Linked DNA regions of Homo sapiens: regions 1, 2 and 3 are each linked to region 4. Evidence: chromatin contacts called from ENCODE Hi-C data. All regions are on one chromosome and are shown on one strand. Each heading gives the region's core, a stretch centred on a gene start or an enhancer-like site at or near the end of the contact. The rest is flanking DNA. Distances are from core to core; before and after follow the strand shown.

Region 1 (3,572 bases), core at 957-3,456, 8.0 Mb before region 4:
AAGGGGGTAAGGGAGGGAGGGAGAGGAGAATGAGAAATTCCAACCCTCTGGGTTTTGTCATCAAATTGCAGTGAGGGGCTGGGCGCGGTGGTTCACGCCTGTAATCCCAGCACTTTGGGAGGCCAAGGCGGGTGGATCACTTGAGCTCAGGAGTTCCACACAAGCCTGGCCAACATAGTGAAATCCCGTCTCTACTAAAAATACAAAAAATTAGGCGGGCATGGTGGCAGTAGCCTGTAATCCCAGCTACTCAGGAGGCTATGGCAGGAGAATCACTTGAACCTGGTGGTTGGAGGTTGCAGTGAGCCGAGATCGCGCCACTGCACTCCAGCCTGGGCAACAGAGTGAGACTTTGTCTTAAATAAATAAACAAACAGATAGCAGTAAGGATGACCTGAATTAGTTCATGTTGAATTTTTAACTGATGAGGGGAAAGATGATGTTGCTCACAGTTTTGCTACTTGACAGTACTTTCTCTACTTAAAAGAACAGCATATTTTAGTAATATAATGTATGCTTTCCAGTCTTTCTAACTGAATACCCAAATTATAGTCCAGATACAAAACCATTCGTTTTCACAAATGAGCCATCGACTTCAAAACTATATTTAAATTTCAGTTATACATTTTTCTGAATATTAAATCAATGTATTTATCTATAACACATTTTTCCAAAACAATCTGAAATTATGCAAGTTCACCTGAAGAGTTTCTCATGGATAACACTGAAAACTGTTTAAACGGGCAAAAAGTGTCACAAATAAACTTTTCAAAAACTTTAATTACATATACTCCTGCGAGCTGTAGACTAGCATTTGAAACAAACACGGACTGAGCTAACAGGCTTTTACATTTACTTCTAAGCCAAGCGCAAGATAAAAATATGCAGGACTTGTGGTAGGTTCTCGATACCATGTTATTCATTTACCGCTAGCCAGATCTCCCAAAAGTAGCAACGGCTGTTTCTAAAAACCTCATAGATGGTCAAACGAAAAGACGTGCAAAAAATCCTGATGGCTGCCAAGGGGATGGCAAAACCGCAGAGGCTACGTGCTCCCCACCATCGGAGTAGCTGCCCTCGGAGCTGACAGCGCAAACGCCGTTTACAACCCCGGCTCACTGCCAGGCGGCGGGTGAGCTCGGCTTCCCTCTCACTCCGCTCCGGAGGAGACGGAACACAGAAAAGAACAGGATCTTCCTTGTTCGTGAAGGTCCTCCGCTTTCTCCTAGACGACGGGATTTAGTACCGCCTGGGGCCAAACACCAGCTTGGGCAGCAAAACAAAGGCGCCTCCATTCCAGAAGAGCTGCCGGGCTGCAAGAAAACTACTCTGGGCCCTCAGTGCGCCGGTCCCCTTTGTTTCGTGTCCCGGTCGCAGAGGAGAAGGAAGAGGGAAGACTGCGCGGGAGAGACGCAGGCAGCGGGAGGTTGGGGGCCAGGGTGGGAAAGAAGAGGGGAACGACAGCCTGTGTGTGGTGTGTGTGTTGGGGTGGCGGTAGGAGTTGCAGCGACTTTGTTATTTGCTTCCAAACACAGACTCCACGAGACCGCACTGCAGCCAGTGCGGTTGTCTGGGGGACCCCGCCGACAACCCGTGCCTTTGCCCGGCTCCTGGGGCCCCACCGAGGGGCGGGAGGGCAGGGCGGTCCCGCGGTTTACTTACGCTCTTATCCAGCTCGATCTTCACCTTCTTCTGGGAGATGCTCTTCTGGATCCTCTTGCTGAAGCTGGCGTTGCCTGCCGCCCGGCCGCACCGCTCACCATCCTCCCGCAGGCAGCACAGTTGCCCGGGGCCCGGCCCGGCCGCCCCCGGGGGCCCAGCCGCTGAGACCGCCCCCGCGCCCGGCACCTCAGCCCCGGTGCCCGCGCCGGTCCCGTTCCCCGCCGAGGCGGCGGCGGCCGCGGCAGCGACCACTGCGGCCACTGCGGCGGCCGCATCCCCGCCGCGGCTCATCTCGTCAGGCGTGAAGCCGTTCATGTCTCCGAGCTCCCGAGGCCGGCGCTGACAGAAATCCCCTCTCTCCTGGCCGCTCCGCCTCTCTCCGCTCCGGCAGCGGCAATTCACTCTGCACACCAAGTTAGACAGCGGCACGGCCAAACACCAACTGTCCCGGGCCTGCTGGTCTCTGCTGGCACCGAAACAGTGGACAGTGCTGAGGGCCGGGACGCAGACTCGAGCGTCTCCTGGAGCGGGGACCCCGCTCACTGTCACATGGGGACTTCAGCAGTTGGACCGCTACGCCTCCGCCTCCCTCCGGCCCCGGGACCTGCGCAAGCGCGACGCGCCCCCTCCCGTCCCGCCCCTTTCTTTCTGCCGCGCGGCCCCATGGGAATTGTAGTTCTCTGCTGCAGAGTCAACCTGAGCTCCGCCCTGACCCCGCGCCATGAGGGACGGAGGAACTACTAATCCTAGCATGCATAGCGCGGCCACGGACCCACTTTTTTTTTTTTTTTTTTTTTTCAGTACCGGGAAAACAGGAGCGTGTGATTGGGGTTTACAGTGTTTTCTCTCGCTCTCTCTGTTTCTAGGGAATTCGGGCTGTGTTTAGCTGCTGGAATATCGTAGAATTGGTTTTCAGAGAAGTTCCTCGACTCCTGAGGCGAAACATAAAGGGATGGGAGTGGTGTGGGAAGTGATCGTGTGGGGAAAAAAAAGTTTCGAGCCCGTTTCGCATTTGTGGAGACAGAGTTTTTGGTGTGACCACTCTTTTGTGGGAAACCCAAACCAAGGAGAACTCAGGAGAATTGGCGCTCTTCGGTCCTGGAGGTTCCGCAGCTAACATCCCGGCTTGACCAACTATCGAGGCCGCAAATTAATAGGGCACCTCCTGGGAGGAAAACGCCCATCCTGACTTCTCAACTGTGACAGGTCCCCCTCACAAACGCCTTGCGGGGGGGTGGGGGGGCGTTTCTAAACACTTGCATGTTCTTACAAGGGAAATGTTTTTATTCTTGGGCGCACCAAGTTGGCCGCCTCCTGAGGTGGAGTACGGACCAGTTGACAACAGGGCTCCTTTTCACCTCCACGCCCAACCTTTTCCATTTCTCCTCAAACGGTTTTGGAGAAGGGCGGAGTCATATCATTTTAAAGGAAACTTGGAACCTCACCAATACAAACGCTGGTCGAATGTTCCCAGAAACTTCCCTGCATTAGCTCTACCGGGCGCGGGGAGCAGAAAGCGCATTTCCTGAGTCCTGAAAAGCGCGTGCGCGCCTGTGTGCTGCCGGCGTTTGGGCGCGCCTGCTTGTATGTATGTGTTCGCGGGCGCGCGCGTGTGTACGTGTGTGTGCGCGCGTACGCGTGTATGTTCCTGCGCGCTTGCGGGGACGTGCTTGTGGAGGGCGGAGAGAGGGATGGGCGTGGCTAATATGAAAGCTGCATCTTTACTAGTTAGCTACCATGCGTCATTATTTATCAAAAGATATATGCTGCTTAAACACAAATACGTTTTAAAATATATTTTAGGCAGTAGGGTTTTGGGTTTTTTTTTTGCAAGTTCTTTTGGTGAGTAAATTTAGTGATAAATGATTTTTTTTTCTTTTGAGACAGTTTGCTCTGTCGCCCAGGATGGA
Region 2 (3,583 bases), core at 883-3,382, 7.8 Mb before region 4:
ACTAGTACCATGCCTGGTATATAATTGGCACTCAAAAATGTTCAAATAAATCAATATTTAAAATCACACAACAGAATATGATCGGAAATGTAAGGTCATTTTTCACATCATTCACTTCAGAGAAAGGGCAAGAGGCCCAGAGATGGGAAGGAAATAAGAAACATGTTTCTTTTGTCTTGACTCCACAGGTGGACAGACCTAAAACAAGGAAATAGTGCAGATGAGAAAGGACCATCCCAAGTTGTCAAGGCTGTAACAGAATTTAGTGTATGACATATTCATAGTTCAAGACAAAAAGTGGCACAGGGTGAATGGAGCCACAGGTACAAGCTTGCTGGAGTAGAGGCAGAACCCATACCTGGTAAACTGGATCGTTCAGGCTATTTAAAGGGATCCAAAAAAGTCCATGTGTAGATCAGCATTAAAGAGAAGCAGAGATCTCACCATGGGTGGAATATATGCAATAGTCATCGAAGTAAAAGAACCACAAGGGGGAGGAGAAACTCAGGAGTCAGAATCCTCCCTACAGGATTTGTCCTTCTAGCACTGTACCTTAAAAGCTCCTAGGTTAGTCTTTATTAAAGGAAGGCAATAATCCCTTATTTATGCTCTTATTATTTATAAGCTACACTTTAAATTGCTTGTATTACTATTTACCTGGGAAGCCAATAAAAGGGTCTTTCTTGCTCTTCTGATACCTAAGCATTCCTCTTAATGTTAATTATGTTAAGTCTTTAAAATCTACCTTTTGTTTTTGACAAATGACAGAAATTACACTGGATCCACTGAGAAACTTTATCAAGTACACTGAAACAAACAAAAAATCAAGATATCATCACCTTCTTTATCATCACCATATAGTACTGAAATGGGCATTATGGCCCATCCTTTGTTTGCACTAATAAAATATTCCACGAGTTGGCAAGTGATGCTGATGTTCCGCCACCTCTTTAAAAGATCATCAGAAGGGCGGGACATTCTGAACCTAGCTAGTTTTGTCAGTTTTTCGTCAGTTTCTCTACCAGAAAATAGGGGGTTAAACATTTCTAGCTACATGTAAAAAGCCATTTGATGACTTAAAACAAATATCCTCAATTGCAATATTCAGTTATCCTTTGTCAATAAGTCATATTGAGAGCAAAATTATAAAAAGATCACCATCACTCCATGAGCTGAGAAGCTTAAAACCGCAAATGTACTGAAAAGGAAAACTGATACTTTTTATTACCATCAATTTAGATGACTTAGATGGGAATCTATCCCAGATATTACAAAGGGATTCCACTGCTGTAGAGACTTCAAATACTAAAACTTCCAGATTACATCTAATCTCATGATATAGGCGAAGAGCTGATAATGGGATCTCCTCCTAGGATTCTTACTCTTGAAAGGACGCCACAAGCCTTTTTGCCCAACTTCTTGATGCTAACTTTCCAGAAGGAAAGTTAAATAAACATGACATAGAAGCGATGCTCATCACACTTGCAAAAAGCACTTTACAACAGAGAGAGCGACTCGACTCCTCCTGCAGCCCCGCCGCCTCGGCGGTCGTGAGCCCCTCATACCCTCTCCTACCCCCACTGGCAGCCGGCCCAGTTGGCTGTCCCAGCGGGGAGGAGGAAGCAGGTGGTGCAACGGTTCATCCGGGGGGAAGCAGGTCAGGGTCGGGGGCGAGGCCGGTGCGCGCCGCCCGCTGCCGGGTCAGGGAAGCCGCAGTGCCCGCGGTCCCTTCCCCGCGCGGCGCGGCTCCGGGTAACTAATGTTCCGAGGCGCCTGACTAAACCCTCCAAATCCAAGGAATGTCAGCGCTAACACTCGCGCCCTGGGCGGCAGACAAATGCGTCCCAGCGGAGCCGCCGCGAGCTCCGCGCCGCCGCTCCCCTCGGCGTCGGCCTGAGCTAGCCGGCAGCCGGCGCGGGGCGGCCGGGCGCCGACACAAGTTAGTTTTCCGGCCCAAGCAGCCCTGCCGCAGCCAAGGAAGAGGAACTGCTCCTCTTCCCCCGGATAGCGCCCGAGCACTGCCACAGCAGGGGCTTCCCCAGGCGCTGAGGGCTGGGGGCGGCGGGCAGGCGGGGCGGGGACGCCCCTCCGCCATCTCCGGCCAACCGCCCCTCCCTCGCCCAGGGACGCGAGGGGGACCGGCGGTCCGGGCGAGGCCTCGGCCGCGCATCGCACCCCGGCTCCCCGCCGCCGGAGTTGAGGGGGAGGCGCGCTCTCCGTAAGAGCCGGAGGCGGGGCGCCATCGCCCTCCCACTCCCCGGCGGGCGGGCCGGGGGAGCCCGGGGCTGCGAACACCCCCAGACGGGCGGCTGCGGGAGGGGAGGCTGGACCAAGGGGCCTGGTCCACCGGACCAGCGGTGGCGGCATCGGCATCTCGCCTCCTTCAGGCCTGCACGCGCCACAGGCCGCAGCCTGGACCAACCCCGCGTCCCCGGGCCGTGAGCGCTGCGGTCCCGGCCCCCCAGAGCGGGACGCCGGGCGGCCGCAGCCCCCCGGACCCGGCTCTCCGCCCGCTCCGCCCGCAGTCCCGGCGCGGAGAGCGGCCGCCCGAGCCGCTGCCGCGGCAGCGCGGGTGTCGGCGACGGAGCCCGGGGCGGGGAAGAGCGGAGGAAGGGGCGGCGAGGGGGCGGGCCGGCGGCGGCCAGGGAGGTCGGAGTGCGCGGGGCTCGGCACCCCCTCGGCCCGCGCTGCGCCAGCACCACCTGCGGAGCTGCGGTGCCCACGCCGTGCCGCGACCCCGCCGCCCCTGCTCCCTCCACACGCGGGCAAACAAAACAAGTTGCCGGTCGCTGCCGCCGGAGGGGGCCGGGCGGGTCACTCACCCTCATCCTGCTCAGCGGGCTTGGGTCGTCCGGCCGCGGGGTCAGGGAAGACCAGAGGACCACTAGCCCCAGGAAGCTTCCCACCACCAGCAAACTGCGTAAGATGAACCCAATCTTCAGCCTCATCTTCCTCCGGCGGCGAGAGACTCACAGCCCGGCGCAGCCGCCGCCACCGCTCTCCCCTCCCTCCTTCCCCCTCCTCCGGCTCTCCTCCCCCTCTTTCCCCCACCCCTACCGCTACGGCTGCCGCCCTCTCCGCTGCCTGCCCTTTCCAGCTCCAGATCCGGAACTCCCCTCGGCTACACCTTTCCCCGGGCTCTTCCCTCCGCTCCTCCCCGTGGCCCCCTCCCCTCTGGCGGCCACCGCAGAGCTCCGACTGACCCGTGTGCCTCGCTCTGCCAGGCTGCCTTCCTCTCTACCTGCCCCCTTCCAGATCCGCAGTCCCCTGCTCTCCACGCGAGCCCCCTTCACAGTCCCTGCTACCTTGTAACTAACTTGCACTTTTCCCGAGTCCGGTTCTTAGCCTTTGCCCTGCAGCTCAGCTCCTTAAAGCTTTCAGATCCCCAAACTTTTATTGTAATTATGGACAATAACTCCGTCCTTAACGCCTGTGCCCTCCGGGATCCCGTGGCCCGCCGCCCCCTCCGTTGGACCTGGAGTCGCTCTCGTCTGCACCTCTCCCTTAGACCCACTTCCCTGAGCCCCTTGTCGAGAGGCTTTCAGGAAGCCAACCAGGAAGTGGGACTACCGCTGCTGCTGCA
Region 3 (3,628 bases), core at 382-2,881, 6.6 Mb after region 4:
GAGTGTATAAGAATGCTTTAGAGATTACAAGGCAAATGCTTACACATTATCTTTTTCCATTCTCATACCCTGTTCTTTGGCACTTTACCGAAAAGGAAATGAGAAGGGTTCAGAGAAATTAAATGACTTTTCTTTGGTAACATGCCTAGTATACATGTAGTCAGAACTTGAAGCTTTTGCTTTTTTTTTTTTCTTTTTTAACATCAACTTTCGTGCTTAGTCCAGTGTATAACATCACAGGCAAATTCAAATTGAGAATAGGAATCAGTTGTTCTTTAACCGTAACCCTTCTAACTTTTACTTATCCTAAGACCGGGTAGCAAGTAGGGCAGGAGCCTTCATCTAGAGGGATGGTGACAGCTCTGATAGGGGAAAATTAGCACTGGTCTTTCCTTCCAAAAAGCCACTCTGGCTGCTGCTGTTGACACAAGGCTCCTGGCTTTTGAGACATTATTTGAGTGCTGGATTCCAATACTTTTTACTTTCTCATAAGAAAAAAAAATGTGAAGCATCTAAGGATATCTCCTGCCTTATTGATAAAGTAAGCCTCAGGCTGAATCCAAATTGCTGAGCTCCAATAGAACTACAGGGCAAAGCATCTACACAGGGAATTGCCACTCTTCTCCAAAATTAGGCTTTATTAAGAGGCAAGGCTATGTTCTCCTCATATATATGTGTGTGTGTGTGTGTGTGTGTGTGTGTGTGTGTGTGTGTAAAAAGTAAATGTTTTACACAGATCCCCATAAGGGAAAAGTGGGCTATAGTAATACAGTATTTTTTTGTTTTTCTTTTTTTTGGGGGGGGGGGGGACAGTTTCGCTCTGTCACCCAGTCTGGAGTACAGTGGCGCGATCTCGGTTCACTGCAACCGCCGCCTCCCGGGTTCAAGCGATTCTCCTGCCTCAGCCTCCCGAGTAGCTGGGACTACAGGCAAGCACCACCACGCCCGGGTGATTTTTTTTTTTTTTATTTTTAGTAGAGACGGGTTTCATCATGTTGGTCAGGCTGGTCTCGAACTCCTGACCTCAAATGATCCGCCCGCCTCGGCCTCCCAATGTGCTGGGACTACAGGCGTGAGCCACCGCGCCCCGCCAAATACAGTTTTATCAGGAATCAAAACTGTGCTCTCTTCTGGACTCTCAGCTTTAGCTGTTTGGAGCGTTTAGTCTAAGCCTTACCACTTACATTGTAATGTGAAGATCAAATTGTAACGACATGGCAATAATAAGGCTCCTATTGGTTGGGTACCACCAGTTTATGCCAGGCATTGTACTGATTCATGTCTTTAATCCTCAAAACGACCTTCCGAGGTCAGCGTTTTTATTCTTTTTCCAGAGGAGCAAACTGAGTTTCTGAGAAGTCACACCCAACTTGGTGGCAGAGCTGACGCTGGCATGGGGTTGACTCCAAAGCTCTCTACGCCACGAGGGTGGGAAAGACAACGAAACACAAGCGAGAAGAATAATGAGAACTGGGATCGCAACTTCATTAAATGAGAAGCCAGGAACAGGTGGCGGAGGGCACGCGGTTCGCTGCACGGAGTCGCTCAGGCTCTTTGAAACACCGCGCGGGGGAGCGGGGCGGTGCCGGAAGTCAGGCCATGGCTTCCGGTTCTTGCGTCGGAAGTGGCCGGTCAGCGTCGCTGCCGGTCTCCGGCGGAGACGGACTCTGGAGTTTGGGCGGCCCGGGCGGCCACTAGGTACTCTGATATTCCGTACTAAACACGTCTGCAAGTCAAGATGTCGCACCCGTCCCCCCAAGCCAAGCCCTCCAACCCCAGTAACCCTCGAGTCTTCTTTGACGTGGACATCGGAGGGGAGCGAGGTGAGCGGAGTCTGACGCTCGCGGAAAAGCCCCGAGGAGGCGGGGGTTCCCGGGATTTGGGGGATTCCAAGGGCGGAATGCGGCTCCGGCCGGTGACTGCTCAGTTTCGCGGAGGGGATGGCTGCCTAGGCTGGTCCGCCGGAGCAGGCCCGGAGATCTAGGGCTAGATCGATCCAGCGCCCTTGTATCAATGCCATCGGTGGTGCGGAAGTTTCTGGAAATTTCTAGTTCGGGAATTGTGGCGTCCTTTAGGTTTGCCTCCTGATTTGGTGGCACTTCCACGCCACCTTTGCACTACCAAGTTAGCATGAAATATTTTATGTTTGCAATGGGACAGTTCGGAAAGCATATCCTGGGATATGCGTCTGCTGGGCCCCAGGAAACTATATTTGCCACATGAGATAATATATCAGCACGTGCTGTGTTATTTATACGTTAAAGGGACTTGTTTGCTCATTGCTTTTGCCTTATTACTGATTCTTAATTTAGAGGTCCGTTCAGATGAGCAAACATTTTCTCTTAATTTGCCATTGGGAAAATGCGCTCAACGTAGTGATGGTGTTGCCTAGGTTACATAGCCGCTCAGAAGTTCCTAAGGCCTGGTGAATTAGGGAGCGTGTTGCTTTGTAACTGGATTGGCCTTGTTCTGGAACACGTTGGAATTGCTGGCCAGGCAATGTGTTTGAATGCATGTACAGGACACACACACGTTTACACGTACATTCAGTTTGTTGCAACTAGCTAGGGCTAGGTTTAATCTCACCTGTCTTAGCTGCTATCTAGAGGAGGAATTTTTACAGCTTTTGCTTCAGAGGTTGCATGAGGCAGTTTGCTCAGAGCACAAAGGCTGCAGGTATACGTAACACGTGGCAAGTCCGCCCACCCAAAGACTGTTTAATTTTCTCCCGTTGGTTGCTTGGTGATTGGAAATTCTCAGTACCTCTTGAAGAAATTACTCAGGATTTAAAACTATTTGTATTTAATGATATCTCTTACATGGTGCTAATCTTTTGGCTACTATAATTGGTTATGATCCTTAGTGTAATGTTTCAAATCTGTTTATATACATACATGACAGTAGGTAGACTAAATTTGAATATTAGAATAAAATAAGATTCACTAATTCTAGTGAGTATATTCAAAGGAAATGAAGTTTGTATGTCAAAGAGGTATCTGCACTCCCATGTTCATTGCAGCATTATTCATGATAGCCAAGATAATGGAATCAAACTAGGTTTCCATCTACAGATGGATTTTTTTTAAAATTTGATATATGTGCACAGTGGAGTACTATTCACCCATAAAAAATAATGAAATCTTGTCACTTCTGACAACATGAATTAATATGGAGGACATTATGTTACATGAAATAAGCTGGGCACAGGAAGACAAGGCATGATCTCACTTACATGTGGTTTCTAAAAAGTTGACCTTGAAGTAGAGAATGGAATGGTGGATTTCAGGGGTTGGGTAGATGTTGATCACGAGAGACCTAATTTCAGTTAGAAAGGGGGAATAAATTTAAGAGATCTATTGTATAACATAATGACTATAGTTAGTAGCAATGTGTTGTGTTCTTGAAATTGCAAAAAAGAAAAATTACAGTAAAGGGGAACTTGGTAATTCATGATTGATCTGCTACCATAATTATACCAACCTTCTTTTTATCATTTGTCTATTTGGTTGTTTTGCATACTGACAAGATTTTCTTTTCTTTTAGTTGGTCGAATTGTCTTAGAATTGTTTGCAGATATCGTACCCAAAACTGCGGAAAATTTTCGTGCACTGTGTACAGGAGAAAAAGG
Region 4 (3,282 bases), core at 538-3,037:
CTGGTGCCCTTACCCCTGAGTTCATAAAACATAAAATTTAGTGAGGAATAACAACTAGTGTCCAAACCATCAAAAATTATGTGATAAGAACAATAAAGGGGGGAATACACAGTGCTATGAACTTCTAGAGAAAGGTGCTATCTAAACTGAGACCTAGAACAGGAGAAGGAGGTGACAAATTAAAAAATAGAGTGAGGGAGAGAGGGTCAAGGGAGGGGTTTTGCATAGAGAGAACAGCAACTCCAAAGACTCAACCAGGAGATTAGAAAAAATATGAGAATTGAAGCTGGAAAGTTTCCCAATAATGCCTTCCTTACTCCCTTCTAACGATTCCAGATTGTCTTGGGTGATCTTAACTATTTTCTGTTTTAAAAATATGCTGACATCCATCATCTCTATCTCTAGCCCTCTCCCCTAAACTCCAGGATCTAATTATCCAAGTTTACTGGTCATATCCAGTCAGAGAGTTCAGAGGCACATGAACTCACTCAACAGGTCCAAAGGTTCAGTATGTGCTCCTCACAACCCCCGCCCAAATACTAGGCCTCCTTTAATGCCTAATTCTCAGACATAACGTTTTAAGTCTCTCCCATTCTGCTGCCTTAAGTCTTCAAACTCTTACCCAATTTAGAAACACTTGGTTTAGTTAACATTCAGGAATTTACTTTTCACAAAGGAGCGAGGGAATGGATATACTGTTGCTAACCGAACAAGGAATTAAAGAGGAGAGGGGAAACAAGGTCTTGGAAAATTGAATTTCCTTTTCCTTTACTCATTCTTGGGCAACCTAAATGACTGGAAGCCTGTTCTGGAACAGGTTGACTAGATAAATTTAGTTATTTGTGGATTCTCAGAAACCTTGAAGTTTAGCTGTCAGCCAGTCTCTGTCCTTTGGCACTTTAACACGGATTTCACCAGCTCCTTCATTTTCTGGACTTGCCCTGCCTCCAAGCTTGCCCTTCCTAAACCTTATTTCTAAGATGCAATGCCACGATCTATATAAATTTAAACATCAGAGATAACCTCCTTAAAACACTCAAAGTTCAAGGGAGTGCTTGCCCTAAGCATAAAGATCAAGCCCCGCTGTGATTGATGCACACGAGGCCCTTCCAGACTTCTTCACTCTTCATTTCTTACATTCTCGCCATCCTACACTTCACATTTTTGCAGTATCTGATCACTCATGGTTGCTACTGCTTCATTCCTCTCTGCCCACGGAAATATCGTTCCCTTACAGGTGATGTCCTCCCATTCAACTCCTAGTCATCCTTCAGTAACCTCCTCTCGGACGCCCTTCCCAACCCCACTACTCCCAAAGCACACTACATCTTACCTCCTTCTAGTGGTTCCTGCTTTTGTATAACTTTCGCCAGCCTATCACCCTGTGCTGCAACTATCTTCTACGTCCTGTCTCCCGAAGACAACACATTTTAAAGGGCAAGAAACATGCCCTAGCCTAGTTCCATCACTTAAGAATTTCACTCCGTTTTCATCCTTTCTAGCACGTACCTTAGCCTAGGCCCACCTTCACTCCAGTCTCCTTCCGCCCCGTCTCGGGTACCACTGCCAGCGTCCCGCCCAGCGCGTGCATCCGCACCCAGAACCCGCTCCCCTCGATCTCACGGAGCACCGGGTGGGAGCCCGCCTGCTCCCCCTTCCTCGCTCATGAGCCACTCCTCCAACCCCCTCACCTGAACGGCCGCGAGATGACTGCCGGCCACCGACACCGAGGACTCGCCAGGTGTTCCAACCTCGGAACCTGCCTCGCCTGGCTTGGGGGTGGAGCCGGGTGGGCCAGGCGGCCCGTCCTGTCGTTATTGGCCTGCGAGAGCTCCCGCCCCGCCTTCTCGGCGCGGTGATTGGTCTGTGCAGTTGCCGACATCGTGTGACTCGCGCGAACGAGCTCCTGGCGGTCCCAGCCATTGGCTCCGCGGATGGAGTGAGGATAGTGAGACCTGCAGAGCCAGCCAATGGTCGGCACCGCGGAGCGCCCGGAGGCGGGGAAGCGTGAGAGCGCGCCACGGCGTGAGGGGGCGGGCACAGACGGATGGCCGCCTCGCCCTGCAGCGCGGAGTCGCCTTGGCAACTGCGGTCCCGGCAGATTCCCAGTGAGAGCCTGCGCTGTGCGGGGGAGAGTGTCGCGCCGGCCGCCGTCCCAGGACTTTTATTTCAAATGTGACCTGTGTAGCAACCGCAGTTCCCAAACCCGGGAAGAAGAGAGTATAGATGAGTCTTAAAATCTATGTTGACTGTTTTGTGTTTCCAGACACCCTTGCCTTCCTTTTTCTGGTCTACCATTTAGATTTAGATCTTTCGTCTCCCTTGTTTCCCCAGCCTACGTATCCTTTAATAAATTCCTGCATTTTGAAAACGGAGAATTTCAAATGCGATTATCGTCATTTTGCAGATGAGAAATAAAGGCTGGGAAAGATTTAAAAAGATTGAACATCAAGGGAGAGTTCGGCTCCCAGGACCTTGACCTCGCTACATGGGCAGAGAACGCCCAGGTGTTGTTGCAATTGTTGTGCTGGACGATGAGTGCCCGGGGGCGGGGGCGGGGGCGGGGGCTTGACGCAGGTCTTTGCAGCTCTAAAGCTCAGTTTACACCATCTCTCAACATTAAAATATTGTGTACTGGGGTTTAATAATAAAACTGTACAGATGTGATAATATACTAAAACTTTCACTTAACGGAAGAGGTGCCTTTAAAGAAAAAACCGCACAGGGGCATCATTTGGGCTAGTGAAGGCCCTTTTTCCTCCTTCTTTATTAAGGTATAATTGACAAAAATTGTGTTTACGGCGTACACATGTTTTGATTATGTGTATATTGTGTCAAATATATACAGCTTCTGAAAACAGAATACTATTGTTTCATTCCTCCATGCTTTTGCTCAAACTGGCCCTTCTGCCTGGAATAATCAGCCATCTCCATGCCGCCCCATCAATTCAGGTACTATCTCCTTGAGGAAGTTCCCTCTTGAAAAGTGTCTTTTTTAGATTCAGTGTGACCTGTACTTATTCGTCTATCCCTCATGTTTGGCACACACATTCTTTGTAAAGTATCATGACAGCGGTCACGTCAAATGAAAAGAAATGGGATCTGTCCCTTGGTTGTCAGAGTCAGCCCTGTCTTTAGGATGCCTTTACAGTGGTGTCTGAAACCATGCCTATATACTTTATGAAGTTAATCTGGGAAAAAGGGGTGGGGGGAACGAAATTAAACCAAGCTTGCAGCACACTGAGGATTAATAATTAGGTCAGCTTGCTGTCTGACCCCTTC

The links. A loop is a pair of places that touch in the nucleus more often than their neighbours do. Pooled maps may share reads with other maps.
Region 1: a loop to region 4 is called in a pooled map, with 26 times the contacts of the local background. The contact joins the promoter of SAP30 here to the promoter of MSMO1 in region 4. A Hi-C loop is called at or near these places in 4 of 50 pooled maps.
Region 2: a pooled map shows a loop between it and region 4 (14-fold over the local background). The contact joins the promoter of GALNT7-DT here to the promoter of MSMO1 in region 4. A Hi-C loop is called at or near these places in 4 of 50 pooled maps.
Region 3: a pooled map shows a loop between it and region 4 (5-fold over the local background). The contact joins the promoter of PPID here to the promoter of MSMO1 in region 4. A Hi-C loop is called at or near these places in 2 of 50 pooled maps.

The regions. Positions count from the first base shown.
Region 1 is chr4:173,369,588-173,373,159 of GRCh38, reverse strand. It overlaps SAP30 (Sin3A associated protein 30), which reads right to left and starts at 2,206. Exons shown (of 4, transcript NM_003864.4): 1 at 1,663-2,206. The coding sequence starts at 1,977. It overlaps SAP30-DT (SAP30 divergent transcript), which reads left to right and starts at 2,462. Exons shown (of 4, transcript NR_183973.1): 1 at 2,462-2,868; 2 at 3,550-3,572. RefSeq lists enhancers at 1,096-1,395, 1,099-1,662, 2,746-2,985 and silencers at 1,516-1,895, 2,176-2,345.
Region 2 is chr4:173,168,201-173,171,783 of GRCh38, reverse strand. It overlaps GALNT7-DT (GALNT7 divergent transcript), which reads left to right and starts at 2,132. Exons shown (of 7, transcript NR_134242.1): 1 at 2,132-2,920. GALNT7 (polypeptide N-acetylgalactosaminyltransferase 7) reads right to left here and starts at 2,973. Exons shown (of 12, transcript NM_017423.3): 1 at 2,823-2,973. The coding sequence starts at 2,948. RefSeq lists silencers at 1,595-2,824, 3,055-3,174, 3,245-3,294.
Region 3 is chr4:158,721,399-158,725,026 of GRCh38, reverse strand. It overlaps PPID (peptidylprolyl isomerase D), which reads left to right and starts at 1,631. Exons shown (of 10, transcript NM_005038.3): 1 at 1,631-1,823; 2 at 3,544-3,628. The coding sequence starts at 1,739. RefSeq lists enhancers at 1,053-1,637, 1,525-2,004, 1,638-2,221.
Region 4 is chr4:165,326,174-165,329,455 of GRCh38, reverse strand. MSMO1 (methylsterol monooxygenase 1) reads right to left here and starts at 1,787. Exons shown (of 6, transcript NM_006745.5): 1 at 1,692-1,787. RefSeq lists an enhancer at 1,489-1,758 and a silencer at 1,849-2,188.